3 separate regions of the Homo sapiens genome follow, and all the other regions are linked to region 1. A link is an interaction called in ENCODE POLR2A ChIA-PET data of the cell type or tissue named here. Cell type or tissue: PC-9. All regions are shown on one strand. Each heading gives the region's core, and the rest is flanking DNA. Links, peaks and the distances in the headings are about the cores only.

Region 1 (6,194 bases), core at 2,188-4,687:
TTCAGATTGAGAAGGTACCCTCTATTCCTAACTTTCTGAGAGTTTTTAAAAATGTGAATTGAGGGTTGAATTTTGTCAAATGCCTAAGATCATTTTCCTTCTCCTCGAAACATACCCTTTACAAATTCCTTTAGCGAGGTTCCTTTAGTAGTGAGCATTTTTATTCATCTGCAAATGTTTTTGTCTTTGCCTTTCTTGACAGGTATTTTCTCACTGGGTATACAATTTTAGGATTATTATTTTCCTCTCAGTTCTTGGAAGATCGTATTCCACTCTCCTTTGGTTTCTAATGTTGCTCTTCAGAAGTCAGCTCTCTGTGAAATTGTCAATTCTTTGTAAATAATCTTCTATTTGTTTTTAGTATCTTTTCTTTGTCTCTGGGGTCCTCTAGCTTTACTATGATGTGTGTAGGTATGAATTTTCTTTTAGATTCTTTTTTTTTTTTTTTTTTTTTGAGACAGAGTGTTGCTCTGTCGCCTAGGCTGGAGTGCAGTGGTGCGATCTCAGCTCAATTGCAACCTCCATCTCTTGGGTTCAAGTGATTCTTGTGCTTCAGTCTCCCAAGTAGCTGGGACTACAGGCACGCATCACCACACCTGGCTAATTTTTGTATTTTTAGTAGAGATGGGGCTTCACCATGTTGGCCAGCCTGGTCTCGAACGCCTGACCTCAAGTGATCTGCCCACCTTGACCTCTCAAAGTGCTGGGATTACAGGCATGAGCCACCATGCCCGGCCTAGATTCTTAATTAAGATTTGTTGACCACTGCTATGAACTTGGGACAATTTCCATTCATTATCTTTTGGCCTTACCAAGAATTTTTTTTATTTTGTCCTTCTGGAATTCCAATTATCTGTAGGTTTATAATCTCTAAATCTAATCTGATATTTACCTTATCTAATTGAGGTTTCTATTTTTTTTTTAATTCCTAGTTTTATTTGATTCCTTTTCAGATTTTCTGGTAATTTTTATATTCTTTTGTTTCTCCATACTTTATACTTTTAACATACTCCTTTTTTAAAAAAATATTTACTTTATATGCTGTATTTGATAGTTCACACTCTTTGTAGGACTTTAATGTATTGTTCCTGTTAATTCTTACACAGGCCAGCTTATTTTTTTCTTACGTGAGTTCAAGTTCCTTGGAACTTATCTGTGGAGATTACTCAAGGCTGAGGTTTTTAAGTGCCTTTCTTCTTCTTTTTTTTTTTTGAGATGGAGTCTCGCTCTATTGCCCAGAATGGAGTACAGTGATGCGATCTCGGCTCACTGCAACCTCCACCTCCCAGATTCAAGCAATTCTCCTGCCTCAGCCTCCCATGTAGCTGGGATTACAGGCACCCGCCACCACACCCAGCTAATTTTTGTATTTTTAGTAAAGACAGGGTTTCACCATGTTGGCCAGGCTGGTCTCGAACTCCTGACCTCAAGTGATCTGCCTGCCTTGGCCTCCCAAAGTGCTGGGATTACAGGCGTGAGCCACCACGCCCAGCTTAAGTGCCTTTCTACAAAGAGAATTTATGTTTGCTTCTGACAGGTTTCTGGGAGCACCACCCAAATAGAGAAGCTTTAAATTTAATTAAATTCCTGAGTTGGGATTTGGGGGCTAAAAATATGGTATAAATTCTGGTTTCAAACCCATGTGAAAGTGGGCCTGTGGTTAGGAATTTCTCTTTTAGGCCTTTGTTCTTTGTAATTATAAATTATAACATGCTTCTACGCTGATTTTCTCAAAGGGGCAGGAATAAAATGTTTATGTTTCCTACCTGACAACTTGGTAAATGTGAGAGGGAATTTGAGGTGATCAGCTTATAAATTAGAGTGCCCACACAACCAGATGAACAATACATATTAATGTCCTAAACCTATATGGAAACACAAAAGATTTTCTTAAAAGGTATTCTTTTGTTCAGCATCGTACCATTTATTTGTATTTATTCACTTCATTTATGTGAGAAATGCATAGATTATGTCAATATAAATCAGTTTCATACCCTAAATTCACGTTGGTTCAAATTTAAGGTTACTTTTTTTTTGAGATGGAGTTTCGTTCTTGCTGGCCAGGCTGGAGTGCAATGCGCGATCTTGACTCACTGCAACCTCCACCTCCTGGGTTAAAACGATACTCCTATATCAGCCTCCCAAGTAGCTGGGATTACAGGCGCCTACCACCATGCCCAGCTAATTTTTCTATTTTTAGTAGAGATGGGGTTTCATCATATTGGTCAGGCTGGTCTCGAACTCCTGACCTCAGGTGATCCACCTGCCTCGGCCTCCCAAAGTGCTGGGATTAGAGGCGTGAGCCACCGCGCCCAATCGGGTTACTTTTTTAATGCTTCCATATGGAACTGATACTTCATACAGTATCAGTTTTAGATTTTAAGCTTTCAATAGGGCTGAGCTCACTCAGATAACATCAGTAGCAGTTTAATCAATTTCTCAAAATGAAGACTTTAAAAATTCATCTCAATAAACTCTATGGAGAAGCTCTTCACAAGAATGTTTTCCTTGTGATAAACTGGACACAGGAAATGAGTGAAAAATAACAGCTGGATTTATATAGAATTAAACATGAGGTGGTCACAGCTTAGAAGAAATAACTAAAGGGAAAAAAGAAGTCCCTTAAATTCCAAAACAATTCTATTTAAAAAAGTGAAAAACCAAGGATGTAGATTATTCAATACAATTTAACTGAACATTTCTTTAAATTCATGCTTGGAGCCAAAGTCTCCAGTTTTACCCTTAGGATTATTCCATTAACATGATCCAAAGGGGAAAAAGCGAGACAAAAGAAAAGGGCCACTTTACACCAAAGGAGATGCCTTATTCCAACCTTATCTTGACTTCCAGGATTATTTCTGGTAGTAAAAGACAAACTTCTCTCCAAAAACTCATAAAAAATACAGATTTTTACAGTTTGAGTAACTACTCTTTGGTTGCCTTCCAAAGCGTCAGTAGGACCAGCAAAAGCATACCAAATCAACAAGCAAGGTCCTATAATGTGACCTTGAACAGAGGGACTACAAGAAAGTTGCTGAATTTAACCTAATTCAACTAGAATTTACAATTGTGCTCCATCCTCTAGAAACACAAATCAGTATAAAGTTCAGTCCCACAAACACATGGAATCTGCCAGGCACTAAAGATGTACAATCCCAGCCCTTAAAAAGTTGAAGGTGCAAAGAAAGTGCTTACAATCTTCAAGAAGTCCTGGTTTAATACATACTCAAGAAATCCTTAAGGAAAGAGATAGCATTTTATTGGATGATCAAATGACTGATAAAACAATAAGAGCTCAAGGAATTTAGGAATGCAAAGAAGAGATCCATATGAGTTAGCTACTTGGAGGGTTTAAGGAAGGTTGCATGGACATACCAGGATTTAAACTGGACTCCAGGATATAGAAAACCTGTAAATCTGAAAGAGACAAGTAGGACATTCAGGAAAGCAGGTAGCCGGGCTGGGACATCATGAGCTAGCTTGGTGGAAAGGGCAATAAAGTTTTAAAGGGTAGGAAGGCAGCAGGTCTGGCAGAGCAGAGGCTTTGTCCTCCATAAATTAGTAGTAGAAGATAAGATTCCAAAAGTAAGGTGGGTCCCGATTACACAGGCCTTGAATTCCAGCACGAGGAGTGCCTCCTTCATTCTACAGGCAGTGAGGTTTTGTAGATTTTTAAATAGGGAAGTAATATGACAAAGGCAGTGACTCAAGAAGATTAATTTGTTAGAAATATGTAGACAGATCAGAGTTTTGAGAAGAATGAAAGAGAGCTAACACAGCAGGTTCTAAACTCAGGCACCAGTCAAAAGTGGGCAATGTGAAGACTTGCAAAGGTGCGGAGAAATATTCAAATTATTCTAAATTGCAGTCAGTATACAAATCCTATTAAGAAATTCCATTCAAATGAAATACAATCCTGAGGCTCAATGTCTGCATGAAATTATATTACAGGTATAACTTAGGTTTAGATAGGGAAGAAATAAATGTCAAAGAGAAGCAAATTTCTCCAATACTATGAATGATTACTTTTTAAGGATTTTTAAAACAATCATAATGAACTAGAGAACCATTGCTTTCAACTTCAATTTTTGAATTATTGGTCTAGCACTGTAAAAACACAGGAAATAGGTCGGGCTTGGTGGCTCACGCCTGTAATCCTAGCACTTTGGGAGGCCGAGGCAGGCGATCACTTGGGGTCGGCAGTTTGAAACTAGCCGGCCAACATGGTGAAACCCCGTCTCTACTAAAAATACAAAAAAATTAGCTGGGCATGGCTGCGGGTGTCCGTAGTCCTAGCTACTTGGAAGGCTGAGGCAGGAGAACTGCTTGAACCCAGGAGGTGGAGGTTGCAGTAACCCGAGATCACACCACTGCACTTCATCCAGCCTGGGTGACAGAGCAAAACTCCATCTCAAAGAAAAAACAAAACAAAACAACCAAAAAAAAAAAAAAAACCCCACAAGAAATAAAGCCTGCCTCATTCTGACACACTGATATCATTTAATAACCTGAATGCCTCATGAATATCACTACTATTAGTAAGTCATGAACACATATAGATACACATGCAGTTATGCATTCTGTAAGTATTTAAGATCTACTATCTGCCAGACCCACGCCAGATAGGGAGATAGAGCAGGAAGTAAAATAAAGTCCTTGTCTCTGGCAGTAAAATGAGTTTGGTGGGGAAAAAAAAAAAAAAAGCCTTGCTTTCAAAGAACTTACAGTCTAATAGGGTAGAGATTATAAACAAATACAAAAATGAATTTTTAAAATGTCATATAATGGCAAGTGTCATGCAGAAACTGAAACAAGGTAAGAGGAAACAGAGTGACTGATGGTGCTATTTTAGATAAAAAAGTTACAGAAAGTATCTCTGAGAAGCTAACATTTAAGGAGAGATCTGAATAACATAAACAAATAAGCCATGTGAGTATGAGGATGAGGGGCACATCAGGCAAAGGAACCAGTAGTTGCAAAGGCCCTGAGGTGGACGCACACTTGGTATTTGCAAGGAACAAAACCAGAATAACAAAGGAGGATAGAGCAATGGGAAAGTGGCAGGAAATAAAGTTAGAGAGGTTGCCAGGAACCAGATTTTATGGGGCCTTGTAGACCATTGTATAGACTTCGGCTTTTAAGTGTAAGGGGAAGTCACTGAAGGGATAAAAGCCCCCCCACCCCCCACAAAAACAAAAAAAGACATGTGCTGGGTTATGTCATAGGACAAATATATTGTAGTGCTAAACGAATTTACTAGATCTGAATTTTCATCTCTGAATTTTCTTTGCATACATCTAACACCCTTTTAGGAACAGATGATTTGTATTGTAAGTTCACATAAAAAGAAACATCTTTGAAAAAAATCTTTTTTTTTTTTTTTTTTTTTGGTGGGGACAGAGTCTTGCTCTGTCACCCACGCTGGAGTGCAGTGGCTCTCGGCTACTGAAACCTCCACCTCCCGAATTCAAGCGATTCTTGTGCCTCAGCCTCCTGAGTAGCTGGGATTGCAGGCCCCACCTCCACGCCTGGCTAATTTTTGTATTTTTAGTAGAGATGAGGTTTCACCGTGTTGGCCAGGCTGGTCTCCAACTCCTGACCTAAACTGATCCGCCTGCCTTGGCCTCCCAAAGTGCTGGGATTACAGGCGTGAGTCACCGCGCCCAGCTGAAAAATCTTAAAAGGATTTTTCATTGACATTATTATCATTAAGCAGGATATAAAAGTGGGTTGAATCAAAGGGAATATATCCACAGTTGTGGCTACTGCTAAGGATTTGTTATACATAGAAGATGACTGTGCCCTATACAGGACTCAATGCAAACACAGAAGGCAAGAAAAACAAAAAGCAGAACAAACACACCGAAAAAAAACAAGGGAGAAGAAAGGTAGAGTATGAGAAGGAAGAAGAGGAGAATTGCTCAACAGATTTAATAGAATCCCTATCAAAATCTTTTGTTAAAATTGACAGGTATAGACTAAAATGTGTGTGGAAATGCAAAGGATTAAAATACCCAAAACAATTTTGAAAAAGAAGAGAACTTACACTACCCAATTTCAAAACTTACTGTTAAGTTATAGTAACCAAGATCATATGGTACAGCTATAAGGACAGATACACACATAGGTCAATGGGACAGAATTGAGAAATAAACTCATATTTATAGTCGGTTGATTTTGACAAAGATGGCAAG
Region 2 (6,194 bases), core at 1,859-4,358, 180 kb before region 1:
GGAACCCAGCGAATTCTCTCAGGCACCTCTTAAGAACGTCCATGCCCAAAGGAAGGCTGAATGGAAAGTTATGGTAACAACAACAAAAGCGGGATAACTAAGGATTCAGGTCCTTTGGGAATGAGGGTTTGGGTTACTCCACCAAGTAAAAGAAGCATGACCTGCTAAGGCTCTGGCTGAGTGTGGAGGAAACACAGAATGGGATAAGAAGACAATGAAGCCAGGTAGCAAGTGTAAAGTGTAGCCTTGTGAACAAATGCAGAAACCAGGCCTCTAGTGGTTTTGCACATTTTCTATTAACTTGATATATATGTGTGTGTGTGTGTGTGTGTGTGTGTGTGTGTGTGTGTGTGTGGTGTGTTTGCAATATGGTAACCATTTTCTTCTTTTTTTCTCCTTCCCATTCTTTTCTATACAAGTTGTTGACAGTTAGCTTTATAATGTAGTCTTTAGGTAACAGAATATTCAGTGAGACTGTGACTGACTTTGAGAAGTTATTGTAGCCAGGGATTGGTAGAATGATGGTTGGGGCTCTCTGGGCAAAAGGGTGAGAATTTCATAAGAAGGATAACTATCTTGATAGGTAGACATCCAGTTGTTTGTTTTTGTATGGGAGTTCAGATGTTGTAGAAAGGTGCAAATGGAAGCTGTGCAGCCAAAGGGGTAAACTGTGCCAGTTATCAGTTTATTCGCCCATCATTGCCTGTGCTGTGAAGATGGAGCTGGGCCCTTTAACTACTTTTCCTTTGTCAGCTGGCACAACTGTGGAGGGCACTGAAGAGGCATTGAAGGAGGAGGTGGGTTTCCTTTCTAGACCCAGTGTGCTCTTGTTGGGTTCCTGCATTGTATACAACTTCTCTAGCAGCCAGATCTTGCTGCATGGGCGCTTCCCAGCATCAGGGTCTTGCCAGATATGAAGCTTCCCAGCACCCAGCTCCTGTGCTGCTGCAGCTTCTCCAGCATGCAGCTTTCCAGTGCCCAGCTCCTGCAGGAGTGCCAGGCTGTTGCAATGCAGACAGCTTCTCCAGCACCTGGCTCCAGCAACACGTCAGTCAGGAGTACCCAACAGCCAGGAGCTTCTCCCAGCACTCCCCTGGGAAAACGTAGCAGCGGTGTGCTTCCAGCAAGATACCTCCCACAAACAACTTTCCTTGGGACCCAAAAAGATGGATTTCCAGTAAATTCCAGAGGGTGGATTTCCAGCAAGTTCTGCCAACATGGCATTACAGAGACGTTGCCATCCAGGGAGCCATCGCCACACCCTCTCCATCAAGGTGTGGATCTCAACCCTGCGGGGCCTCTTCCTTGGGCACTCTGTGGCAACCCTAGAGGTAGGGGCTGTTCTCATATCTATTATTTTTGTATTCTTTGGAGTTATTTTTACTTCTTACTAGCCAATTCCTCATTATTCCAATCCAATTAGAGTTAATAATTCGTTATGTGAAACTTTCCTTGTTCCAATCACCATGTGGTTTCTGTCTTCTGAATGGACCCTGACTGATACAGTCACCCGCGGCCCCAAAGGGCTTTTTTCCATCCTCATGGCCCTTGAGCTCAATTCAACATCCTGGCCAGCTAATCACTCCCTGCTTCAAGCACTCACTCAACAGCCATTTCTTGAGTGCCATTGTGGAGCCGGGCCCTGGAGTGAAAGGAGACCCCTGCTTCTGGAGCTCACCAGCAACTGCCTTCTGTGTGTTCTCTCCCAGCCATGACTCCATCTGGCTCCTTGCTTCTGGGTCTCCAGCCTCAGATTCTGCAGCTTTGTCTCTGGGGCTGTCCGGGAGTCTTGATCCCACTTCTGCACGGTGGGTGCTCCTCAAAGGTCATGTTCTACCTTCAGCTTCTCTCTAAATGCTCTTCCTCTAAGACACCTGGGCATAAGTTAACATACGCCTCCTACTGCCAGGGGCTCCAGCTCTATTTATTTTCATCCCAACTGGATGACTTGCAGTCCCTAAAATCCTACTCTTCCAGAACATGCTTCTTTCAGAGCCGGCTCTATTTTCTGGTTTTTCCCTCTATGTGGAAGTAACATTCCCCTCCCTTCAGCTGCCTAAGTCCCAAACCCTGGAGAAAACTCAGGTCCCACCTTTCCCCTGGGTCCTCACATCCAGCAGGTACCTGGTCCTTGGGCTTCTCTCGTCCCCCTATTCCCTCCAGGCCCTTTGTACCTCTTGTGTCTGTGGCACAATAACCTGGTAGATGCCCTGGAGCGGGTCCACCTGCCTCTGGCATCTCTACCTCCCACCCCACCCTATCAGCAAGGATTGCCCACACATGGCTCCCTCTATGAAAACCTATGACACCTCATGACAATTTTAAAAAGTTGATTGTGAATGTACTAAAACCATCGAACTGTACACTTATATGGGTGAACTGTATGGAATGTGAATTATATCTTAAAGCTATTATTTTTAAAAATCCGGTGATGCCAAAGATTTGCACACGTGGTAAAATATACGCTCTGGCCTGGTCTCACCAGGGCTGGCTACAACGCAGCCTCCGCCCACTGCTCTGGCCGTGCCCCCACCTCTCCCAGCTGCATCATTCCAGGCCCGGCTGCTGTCCCGGAATGACACCCCTGGCTCCCACCCTCTCCCACAGGGCCCACTCAGCTCCTCTCTCCCAGTCCTTCAACCCAACATCTCTCCTCCCCCAAAACACCGTCCCCTTCTCCTCGACCACCCACCCAGGGGTCATTGAGTGTTCCATGCGTATATAGATGTGTCTGATTTCTCAAAGAGACGAGGTCAGAGTTCATGCGTTGTATCTTGCTGCCCGTCCCCCCCGCCCACAGCTTGTCCCCCGCAACCCCGTTCCGGGTGACCCTGGAGGCAGAGAGGACTGTGTGAAGTCACTCCCAGGCAGCTGCAACATCCCCAGCACAGTGCTGCGGTGCCTAGAGCGACCCCCCACAATCCCCATTCTAGGGGTCGCTTGGCAGAGCCCCCAAGGCACTGCGTCAGTGGAAAGGCTGTTTGCAGGAGCTCCGAGGGCAGAACATACACCTGCTGTGGGTCTGCAGGCTCACCTGCCCCAGATCCCCAAGGTGAAGGGGTTGGTGAGGGCCTAGGCTATCAGTGAACCACAGGAATCAGGGGGGCTGAGTCCTTGTCTGGCCTGTGACCACCCTCTCCCCACACCGTCCATGGCCACAGTCCCCCAACCCCACTTCCTAAACCAGCTCCCTCTTGGGTCAAAACCAGGAGGTCCCCCAAAGGGTCTTCAGGGCTTGGGAGCGGCTGTTGGAGCTCGTCCCCCACCACCCCAACCAATTCAGCAGGAAGGGAGCTCGCTGCTCTCAGATTTCCCACAGGGCCGCCTTTCTCCTCATCGTCTGTCCCAACAAAAACAAACCATTTGTGGAGGGGGCCGAGGGAGGGAGAAGAGCCCAGGGTTCTGAGCAGCACATCTCAGAACCATGGGCCCTGCCTCCAGCAGTCCCTGCCTCAAACCCTGGCTCTGTCACTGAGAGATTCGGGCCTCAGTTTCCCAAGTTGTAAAGCGGGGTGAGAAAGAGTCCCTATTTCATAAGTCTATTTTAAGATAGGAGGGAATCTGAGTCAAGTGTTTAACATAGGGCCTGGCACGTGGCAGGTACTCAATAAATGATCATTTAAAAATTATTATGTGCTTGATCAGAAAGAAAGGCAAGCCATATGTTCTTAGGAAACCTAGACTCTGGCTTCAGACCACACTTCAGAGTGGCTTGTGCTCACTCCTAGGAACGGCTGCTGTGCCAGGCTCCCCCTCCCAGCTGATGCCCCTAAGTCTCCAGCCCAGGCCCCGTGCCACTAGAATGGGGAATGTATTTACCAGAGAATGTCTACCTGCCACTGTGGCCTCAGGAGTCTCTCACAGTCATGCAGACCCCACACACACACACACACACACACACACACACACACACACAGACACACAGATACAAACACACATAGATGCACACACAGAGATATACCTAGACAAATGCAGAGATGACCCAGGCGCACAGGTTCACACACGCACACAGCCCCCCTCATGCTGCACACGCTGGGGCACCTGGAGCCAGAGGATGCTGGGCGGGCCTTCCGACACAGGCACACGCGTTGCACATTTCACCTACTGTATGGGCCAAAGAGGCATTTGGAAACCAGCTTGGGAACCTCATAACCATTCATAACATTGTTCTGAGAGAAAACACAAAACATTGCCCTATAAACAAACATTTGCAATAGAATTCCTCCAAAAGCTTGGAAATGCCTGTACTAGAAAACTAACAGAGCAAGAAGAGAAAAACCACATAAACTTGGTTTGCCTCTGCAAAATTAATACCAATTACAAAAACATTTATGTGAACTGCTTACCATTTACACCTAATTACCATGCAGCACAATTATGCATATCATTAAGGGTATGCCAGATTAATTATGCTGTACATTTCATTTGATTACAACGCCACACCCTGAGTTCATGTATGCCCCACTTCCAGGGGGCCAGTCCTGCAGCATGGCTGCTTGCACAGGTCTGCACAAACCAGAGAAACGTGGATTTCCACACTCGGATGGACCGCAGCCCCCACCCCACCCCCAGCCAGAGACAGCCCGACTCCCACCCGGCCTTCTTGGCAGCATCAACAAGAGCCCCGCTGCGAAGCCATCTTCCCAGCAGATCCTCCAGAATGCAGAGATGCTTCAAAGGTCTCCCCAGGGGTGTGGCTGCATGTCACAAGGCCACCATACAGCCCAAGGGCCATCATGTACGGCCCTCACAGAGGAAGCGGCCCTCTCTGCCATCTCCTGAGGTCTGGCTCGGAAAGCAGGGCAGCCTAGCCCATGTCCAGGCCAAGTCCTTCCCAAGCTCATCTCCCAGACCCACCAGGGCTCTGTGCCCCTATCCCCTGGCACACTGAGCCAGCTACAGGGCAAGGTCCCAGCTGTGGTCCCACTGGGTCCTGCAACATCCCCCCTGTCCCCCATGCCCTCTGCTCTCCCGGACAGCTCTGCACAGACCCTCCCTCCCCTTATTAAAAAGAAAACAGGAACTGACCCCCAATAACTCCCATTTAGCTCAGTAGATGCTCTTCAAATACACTGGGTGAACCAGGTTTGCAGGGAATAATTGGGAACAAGAGAGTCAATAGAACATGACGAATGGACCTTCCCAGGAAGGGGGAACTCAAAACTTGGAGTTTTGGAGGGAACAGGAGGAAACAGGCTTCTTGGGAGGCAAAGAACCAGAGGAAGTGCAGAAGCGAGGGAGGGAAGGAAAAAATATCCAGGTTTAGTCCAAGAAGCAATGCTCAAAACAAACAACACCAGCCTGTGAAGTTATGTCCATTTTACAGATGGTAAAACTGAGCCTAAGAAAGGTTGAGTGATCTTCCAATGACACGCAGCAAGGAGGTGGCAGGGGTGAGGTGAAACCATCATCTGTCCAGTCCCCAGCCTGGTGGCCCCAGCACGATGCCACACTGCTCCTGGCCTCTATCTAAATTCAATGATGCTGACATGGCTCACGTCATTTTTTGAGAAATTCTTTGGAAATAGCCTTCCACATTATCCTTCACATAACACACATAAGCCTCCTTTCTATTTTAGAGGAACAGTTTTTGCTTCTTTTCTGTTTGCTTTCCAAAAATGCTGTCCCCAGCTTGTCCCTCCTATCTCTCTCCGCAGACCTGCCTCTGAATGGAGAGTGACGGAAAGGCTGGACAGCTTGACATCAACTTCCAGCCCACCCAAAGATTCTCAGACGGTGATGATGCTCGCCGCAGGTCCTGGGTGGAGGGCCAGGGTCTAGGCCTTGCAGCTCATCTTTTGGGGAAATCACTGTGAAGTAGAGGCGCTAACTCATCAGCATTCCCAATGCAAGGGTGCGAGCACCTTCCTCAAAATCTTCCTTCAAACATCTGCAGGGGTCGTACCAGTTACAGACTGAAATGCACCTGCCTTTCTCATCCATCGCACAAGGCACCCCGCCTCCAGGCCTTATGACTCAGGCTCCAGCCTCCTTCTGCAAGCCTGGCCTGGCTCAGCCTCCCCCTGGGGAAATCCCACCCGCCCTCAAGCCCCAGCTACAACCCAGCTCCATGTGGGAGGCACCTCCTGCTCTCTCCGACTCCCCCCAACCCATGCCCCCTCCATGAAGGGCATCCCCACCCACACAGTTGGCTGAGCTAGAAACCAGACAGCCACCCCAACTCCCCTCATTGC
Region 3 (6,194 bases), core at 3,695-6,194, 280 kb before region 1:
AATCCCAGCTACTCGGGAGGCTGAGGCAGGAGAATCACTTCAACCTGGGAGGTGGAGGTTGTGGTGAGCTGAGATCGCACTGTTGCACTCCAGCTTGGACAACAAGAGCAAAACTCTGTCTCAAAAAAAAAAAAAATGTTTATTAGAGCCAAGGAGAAAGGGAGCTTTGGAAGTAACTCTAGAAGACAGTCCCAGGGGTCCCGTCCCCCTTGGATGTGACTTTGTGCCCCCACCTGCAACTAAACTTGTTGTTGGCCTCATAGCAGCCATGTGCCCACACCCACACCCCTCGGAATTACATCCACTCCCCATGCTGGCAGCTGACCCTACTATATGCACACTACTATATGCACACTTGGCCTCTTCACCAGCCAGCTCCCAGGCAGCCTCTTGTCTCCCTCTCTCCTCCATTCCACTCGAGACCCACTGTGCTGACCCGGCAAGCCTGGGCCCGGTGCGCAGCATCTCCACCACACCCAGGCAGACACAGGGCTGGAGCTGCCCACTGAGGCGGTCTCAGGGACTGCGGACCTGTCACTTCACAACTACCTTGACTCAGCCCAGCCCTGACCCTTCTCCTGTCTCTCCTTACCCCTCTGCCACCAAATGACGCCTTGCTTAAACTCAGGACTGTCACAGGATCATTATTATTATTATTATTATTATTATTATTATTATTATTATTATTATTTTTTTTTTTGAGACAGAGTTTTTCTCTGTGGTCCAGGCTGGAGTGCAGTGGCGCCATCTTGGTTCACTGCAAACTCCCCCTCCCAGGTTCAAGTGATTCTCTGCCTGAGCCTCCCAAATAGCTGGGATTACAGGCACACACCACCACGCCCAGCTAATTTTTTGTAATTTTAGTAGAGACGGGGTTTTGCCATGTTGCCCAGGCTGGTCTCAAACTCCTGAGCTCAGGCAATCTGCTTGCCTCGGCCTCCCAAAGTGCTGGCATTACAGGTGTGAGCCACTGCACTCGGCCTGTCACAGAATGGTATTTATTAACCAAATGGCTCCAGTAGCTCCCTCTGTCCCGTAAGTTCTTGCCAGACCTCCCACTCCCAGCTCTGATGACACTGGGACAATCAGGCATGGCTTCCAGAGCTAAAGGGCACCAATGCCCACCTCTCCCAGCCCTCCCATCTCTCTTTGGAGCTAAGTCTTGAAGATTCAGTCCGAGTTCCATCTCCTACCAGGATTCCTCCAGATAAGCTAATTTTCAAAATTCAGTGGCCAGATGAAATTGCTTATACCTCTTGCTTCTTGCTAATTTCTAGACTCTCAAAAAGAAAAAAAAATCTTGGGTCTTGACTTCCCCACTGAGATGAACACATTTCTGAATTGGTCCAACTAAGAACCAGGTTTGCTTCTTTCTGAACTGACAGCCTGAGAGCTGAAGAACCAGGCAAATGTGTGAGGAGCCAACCAAAATGTGCAGCTACTTTGCTCCAATAAGTTTTATTTCTGGGAATCCATTTTAAGGAAAAAATACAAAATATGGACAGAAAAAAGCCAAAACATAAAGATGTTTACAGAAGCTCTATTTGTAGCTAAAATAAAAAAATAGAAACAAATATCCAACAAGAAAGTGCCACGAAGCCATTTAAAAAAAAAATTCCAGCCAGGCACAGTGGCTCACGCCTGTAATCCTAGCACTTTGGGAGGCCGAGGCAGGTGGATCATGAGGTCAGGAGATCGAGACCATCCTGGCTAACACGGTGAAACCCCGTCTCTACTAAAAATACAAAAAAAAATTAGCCGGGCATGGTGGCGGGCGCCTGTAGTCCCAGCTACTCGGGAGGCTGAGGCAGAATGGCGTAAACCCAGGAGGTGGAGCTTGCAGTGAGCTGAGATTGTGCCACTGCACTCCAGCCTGGGCGACAGAGCGAGACTCTGTCTCACGGAAAAAAAAAAAAAAATTCCACTACTAAAGAACTCATCCATGTAACCAAACCACCTGTACCCCAAAAACTATTGAAATAAAAATAATTCTACATCAACACTGAAAAATACTAAGAAAAAGTACAAGTTAAATGTATAGTTACAACTTTGTGAAAAAAGAAAGACGTGCCCATGAGGAAAAAACCTGTTAGTTTAGTAGGGTTGTCCCCTTTTCCTCAAACGTTCCCCTTATAATTTCTTTCAATACTTCCAGTGAAGTGGTACAGTCCTAAACCTCCCTGAAACCTAATGTAAGAGAGAAACCTTGAGTAACCCTTCCTCTTTTTTTTATTTTTTATTTTGAGACAGAGTCTCACTCTGTCACCCAGGCTGCAGTGCAGTGGCACAATCTTAGCTCACTGCAATCTCCACCTCCCGGTTTCAAGCAATTCTCCTGCCTCAGCCTCCAGAGTAGCTGGGATTACAGGTGCCCACCACCATGCCTGGACAATTTTTGTATTTTTAGTAGAGAGAGGGTTTCACCATGTTGGCCAGGCTGGTCTCGAACTCCTGACCTCAAGTGATCCACCTCCCTCGGCCTCCCAGTGTGCTGGCATTACAGGCGTGAGCCACCATGCCCAGCCAAGTAACCCTTCTTTAAGAGAAGCAAGCACTGGCTAGACCTGCTAGGCACTTAGAAGATGAAACTGAAACACAGATGCTTGAGGTCTTAGAGTTGAGATGTGGTATGAATCATCCCAGTTCTTGCATTTATTCAGATGGTCACATTTATTTATTTATTTATTTGATACAGTCTCGCTCTGTATCCAGCCCACACTGGAGTGCAGTGGCGCAATGAGAGCTCGCTGCAACCTCCACCTCCCAGGTTCAAGCAATTCTCCTACCTCAACTTCCCAAGTAGCTGGGATTACAAGCGTGCACCACCACACCCGGCTAATCTTTGTATTTTTAGTAGAGATGCGGTTTCAGCATGTTGGCCAGGCTGATCTTGAACCCCCAACCTCAGGTGATCCATCCACCTCAGCCTCCCAAAGTGCTGGGAATACAGGCATGAGCCACTGCGCCCAGCCAGATGGTCACTTTAGATAGGTGGGGACAGAGAACTAGTGATTATTGAGTCATGCAGACAAAGGGAACACTGGGTGAAGGGCTCTGCAGACCATGAGGCACTGTCCACTTGCAAGACAGCTCTGGGGAGGGCCATACAGTGAGAGGAACTCAGACTTGGGGTCTGAAGGGAAAACTGGGGGTATCCCTGAGTGGCTGTCACTGCACTCAAGGTGGCCCTTGCATTGTTGGCTGGAGCAGGGAAAGGGACCTCCCTCCCCTTATGCTGAGCTGACACTGGCTTCCCCCACACCATTCCACCTGCCTGTGGAACACCTGGAAAGACCCCGGCCCTTTGGGCTCGCCCTGTCCGTGTTTACAAACATTGGCCTACCAATTCCTGCTTTTTCTAGGACAAATGCCCCGATTTGTTCTGGGGCCCCTTGACATTCCCGACCATCTACCACTCTGGATGCTCGCTTGTTGCCAAAACCCTGTTTAGAGTTTGAGTACCTAGGTTCAAAAATCCTCCTCGCGCCGTGTCTGACCAAGGCATTGGCATAAGGCGCGCTCTTCTCCCTGCTCTGGTATGAAAACTTCTGTTGCTCAGCCCAGAGCTGAATTTGCTTTCCCAGCAACCCTGTCTCACCATAACTTATTTTTCAGCTTCCAGTCAACCAAACTCTTTCCTGCACCCAGGGGACAGCTCCCATTTACTAATTTGATGCTCACACAGGTGACGTTTTTTAGGGAGGCCCTACATCATCTGGGCCCGACGCTAGCACCTCCCCGCTTAGGTACTTGAGCCCCCTGGAGGAGGCTGTGAACAGTCATGGCAGGGAAAGGAGACGCAAGACAAAACGACATTATTACGGTGCTTTTCCATTTTTCTTTTTGCACAAAAACAGTCCATTTATTCAAGTGTTCTCCAGCACAAGTACATTAGAAAGGAGCTTTATTATATTCTTCTGGGCACAAAAAAAAATGTGATGAAGGCGGAACTGACAGACTTTCTACATCTGTTGTACGCATTGACCTCTTTAATTATTTCATAAACAGCTATGTCACGAGCATCACTTACACAGAGATACAACAGGACACCAGGCGGGTGGGGCAGGGACCCCTCGGGCCCCCACTCGCCCTTCCCTGAATGTCCTAGAACCAGACTGTGAAATGTACATTATTATTGTCAATAAATAGAGAAGCAACCCTAAAAAAAAAAAAAAAAAAAAAAAAAAAAAAAAAAAAAAAAAAAAAAAAAAAATACAGTGGTGAAAGGATGCTGGAACCAGGAAAAAAAAATAATAATAATAAAGGAGAAAAGAGGAACTTAAGAGAAAGGAAAGAGGGCTGGGGAGGGAAGAGTCTGGGAAGTCCTGCATTTAGCTGCGTGGAATGTGGAGTAAAAGTGCTCTGCCACCGGGGTCAAAGCGAAATCGTCTGTAACAGTAAAAGTTATTACCAAATCAGCTACGGAGTTTATTCTTCAGTATGAATACATGATTTCCCACAAATAAGTAAGCACCCGCTACTTCAATGCCTCAGCTAAAACACATGAAATCGCTCATTTAGTTTTCAAGTACAAAGTTAAAATGCCTTTTTAATAATAATATATCAGAGTAAAATAATAGTCTCTTTTAAACTCCACTACAAGAAAACAAAACAAACAGTCATTGTCCAGACAGCAGACTTAATTTAACAATATATATTTTTAATAAAATGTTTTAGCACCTTGGTGAGTCACCTCCTCCCTCTGCGTATTCTAAGGAATTTCAGCATTTTTGTTGTCTGTTGAATTCTAGGGCTGTGCAACCAAATCGGTCTGTGAAGTGAAATGGGACTAGGGGATGCTTTAGACCGCTGCTCATGTTCTCAGGCACAGGGTTGGAGGCCGCTAGGCTGGGGCTGAGGGAGCCGCCCTCCTCACCCCCCAGTGGAGCTGAGCCAGGGAGCTTTCCAGTTACGGGAGTTTCGGGAGTCCCAGGCCCTCTGGTGGGGGAAGTGAGTAAGTCACCACCAGCAAAGGGATCTTGTGTCCTTGTCCTCCCTGCTCCTTGCTTGTTTCTCCCTCCCCCAAAACTCTGCTGCCTCGGGTCAGAGACAGGTCACCCACCAAAGGCCCACCTTAGCTGGGTCTCGGAAACACAGAGGCAAGGTTCCCCAACTCGATCCTCAAAGACCCTGGCCTGCCTTTACCAAAACGTAAAGATTCCAGAGCTCACACTACAACAGCAGAGTCCATCCTCTCACCCCTTCCCTCTCCTCCCGGTCCTCCTGACCCCAGCACAGGGCCTGGTAAGGAGGCGGCTGACACTTTCCTTAATCCTGGCTCAGCAGGGCATGGCCAGAAGGGCCATCCCAGCTCCAGACCATTCCTCCACTACACCTTTTCCACCCCCGGGATTGGGAGCGGGGAGGTTTCAGCTGCTCCCTGGCAAACAGGCAGGACTCCCAGAGGACAACTCCAGGGTCGCTCTCTAGTCTCCAGCACTGAGAGCAGGCAGCGTGGAGAATACGCAATGACAAACTCAGATTACTCACCTCCCGGGACCAAAACAGGGGCCTGGCTAGAAACTCGGTTCCCACCAGAATGTTGGCTCTGCCGTGCTCCCGACCAAAGGAAGCAAGCAGCCCTCTTCAGGGCACAGTGCCAGGCAGCACCCCCTCCCTGCCCTGGCCCTAACCCACAGCTTGAGGGGGATCCTAAAAGCAACAGCTCTGAAAGACACTTGGGGCCACTGCAACTCCGCACCAAGCAGAGTAGCAACAGGAATTCAAAACTGCCTCCCAAATGTACTCTATTTATATAAGCAAAACTATGAAATGAATGACTGCAGTTTTCCTATAAGAACATCTCCCAGATGGCTCTGCTGAAATATTCCTTCTACTGCTGGAGAAGGTGGGTGTTCCCATCTAGGCTTCCCCAGAGTCGCCATGGCCTGGTGGCCAATTATCGGGAAGCAAGGGGAGCTGGGCCCTGTGAGACCCCTTTGGTGTCAGCCTTCCTTCCTGCTGGGGTGCCTGTCCCAATCCACACTCCTGCAATGCGCCAAAAATCACACAGGCATCTCTACCAGTCAATCACACCCAGGCCTGTTTCAAAAGCTAACAGGTCCCGGGTGCTCTCTTGGAAAGTTTGCTTTCCAATAGGATGTTCAATAGCAAGAAGTCTCTGGGGCCTAGAGACAAAAGGACAGCAACAGATTCATGTCATCATCTATGGACTGCAGACCCCTGCTAGTGCC

What was found. Peaks named below come from ENCODE experiments on the same cell type or tissue, not always from the same donor. Only the 100,000 strongest peaks of a DNase experiment are listed, where the experiment ranks them.
Region 2: POLR2A ChIA-PET joins it to region 1 with 7 read pairs; 7 of 35 experiments call an interaction of 5 or more read pairs at or near these places.
Region 3: POLR2A ChIA-PET joins it to region 1 with 5 read pairs; 5 of 35 experiments call an interaction of 5 or more read pairs at or near these places.

The regions. Positions count from the first base shown.
Region 1 is chr2:25,509,314-25,515,507 of GRCh38, forward strand. All of the region lies in intron 9 of DTNB (dystrobrevin beta), which reads right to left. Among named protein-coding and RNA genes, the nearest start is that of DTNB-AS1, 91 kb to the left of the region's middle. In PC-9, for the core only: no CTCF peak of the experiment used is centred there; DNase peaks (open chromatin) are centred at 3,238, 3,648 and 4,568; H3K27ac peaks cover 2,308 bases.
Region 2 is chr2:25,325,798-25,331,991 of GRCh38, forward strand. All of the region lies in intron 1 of DNMT3A (DNA methyltransferase 3 alpha), which reads right to left. MIR1301 (microRNA 1301) reads right to left here and starts at 2,924; the gene lies at 2,843-2,924. RefSeq lists enhancers at 4,228-4,728, 4,729-5,229. In PC-9, for the core only: no CTCF peak of the experiment used is centred there; no DNase peak of the experiment used is centred there.
Region 3 is chr2:25,224,040-25,230,233 of GRCh38, forward strand. It overlaps DNMT3A (DNA methyltransferase 3 alpha), which reads right to left. Exons shown (of 23, transcript NM_022552.5): 23 at 3,835-6,194. Among named protein-coding and RNA genes, the nearest start is that of LINC01381, 23 kb to the left of the region's middle. RefSeq lists enhancers at 2,218-2,347, 2,398-2,477, 2,488-2,547, 5,464-6,194. In PC-9, for the core only: CTCF peaks have their summits at 4,885 and 5,105; a DNase peak (open chromatin) is centred at 4,912.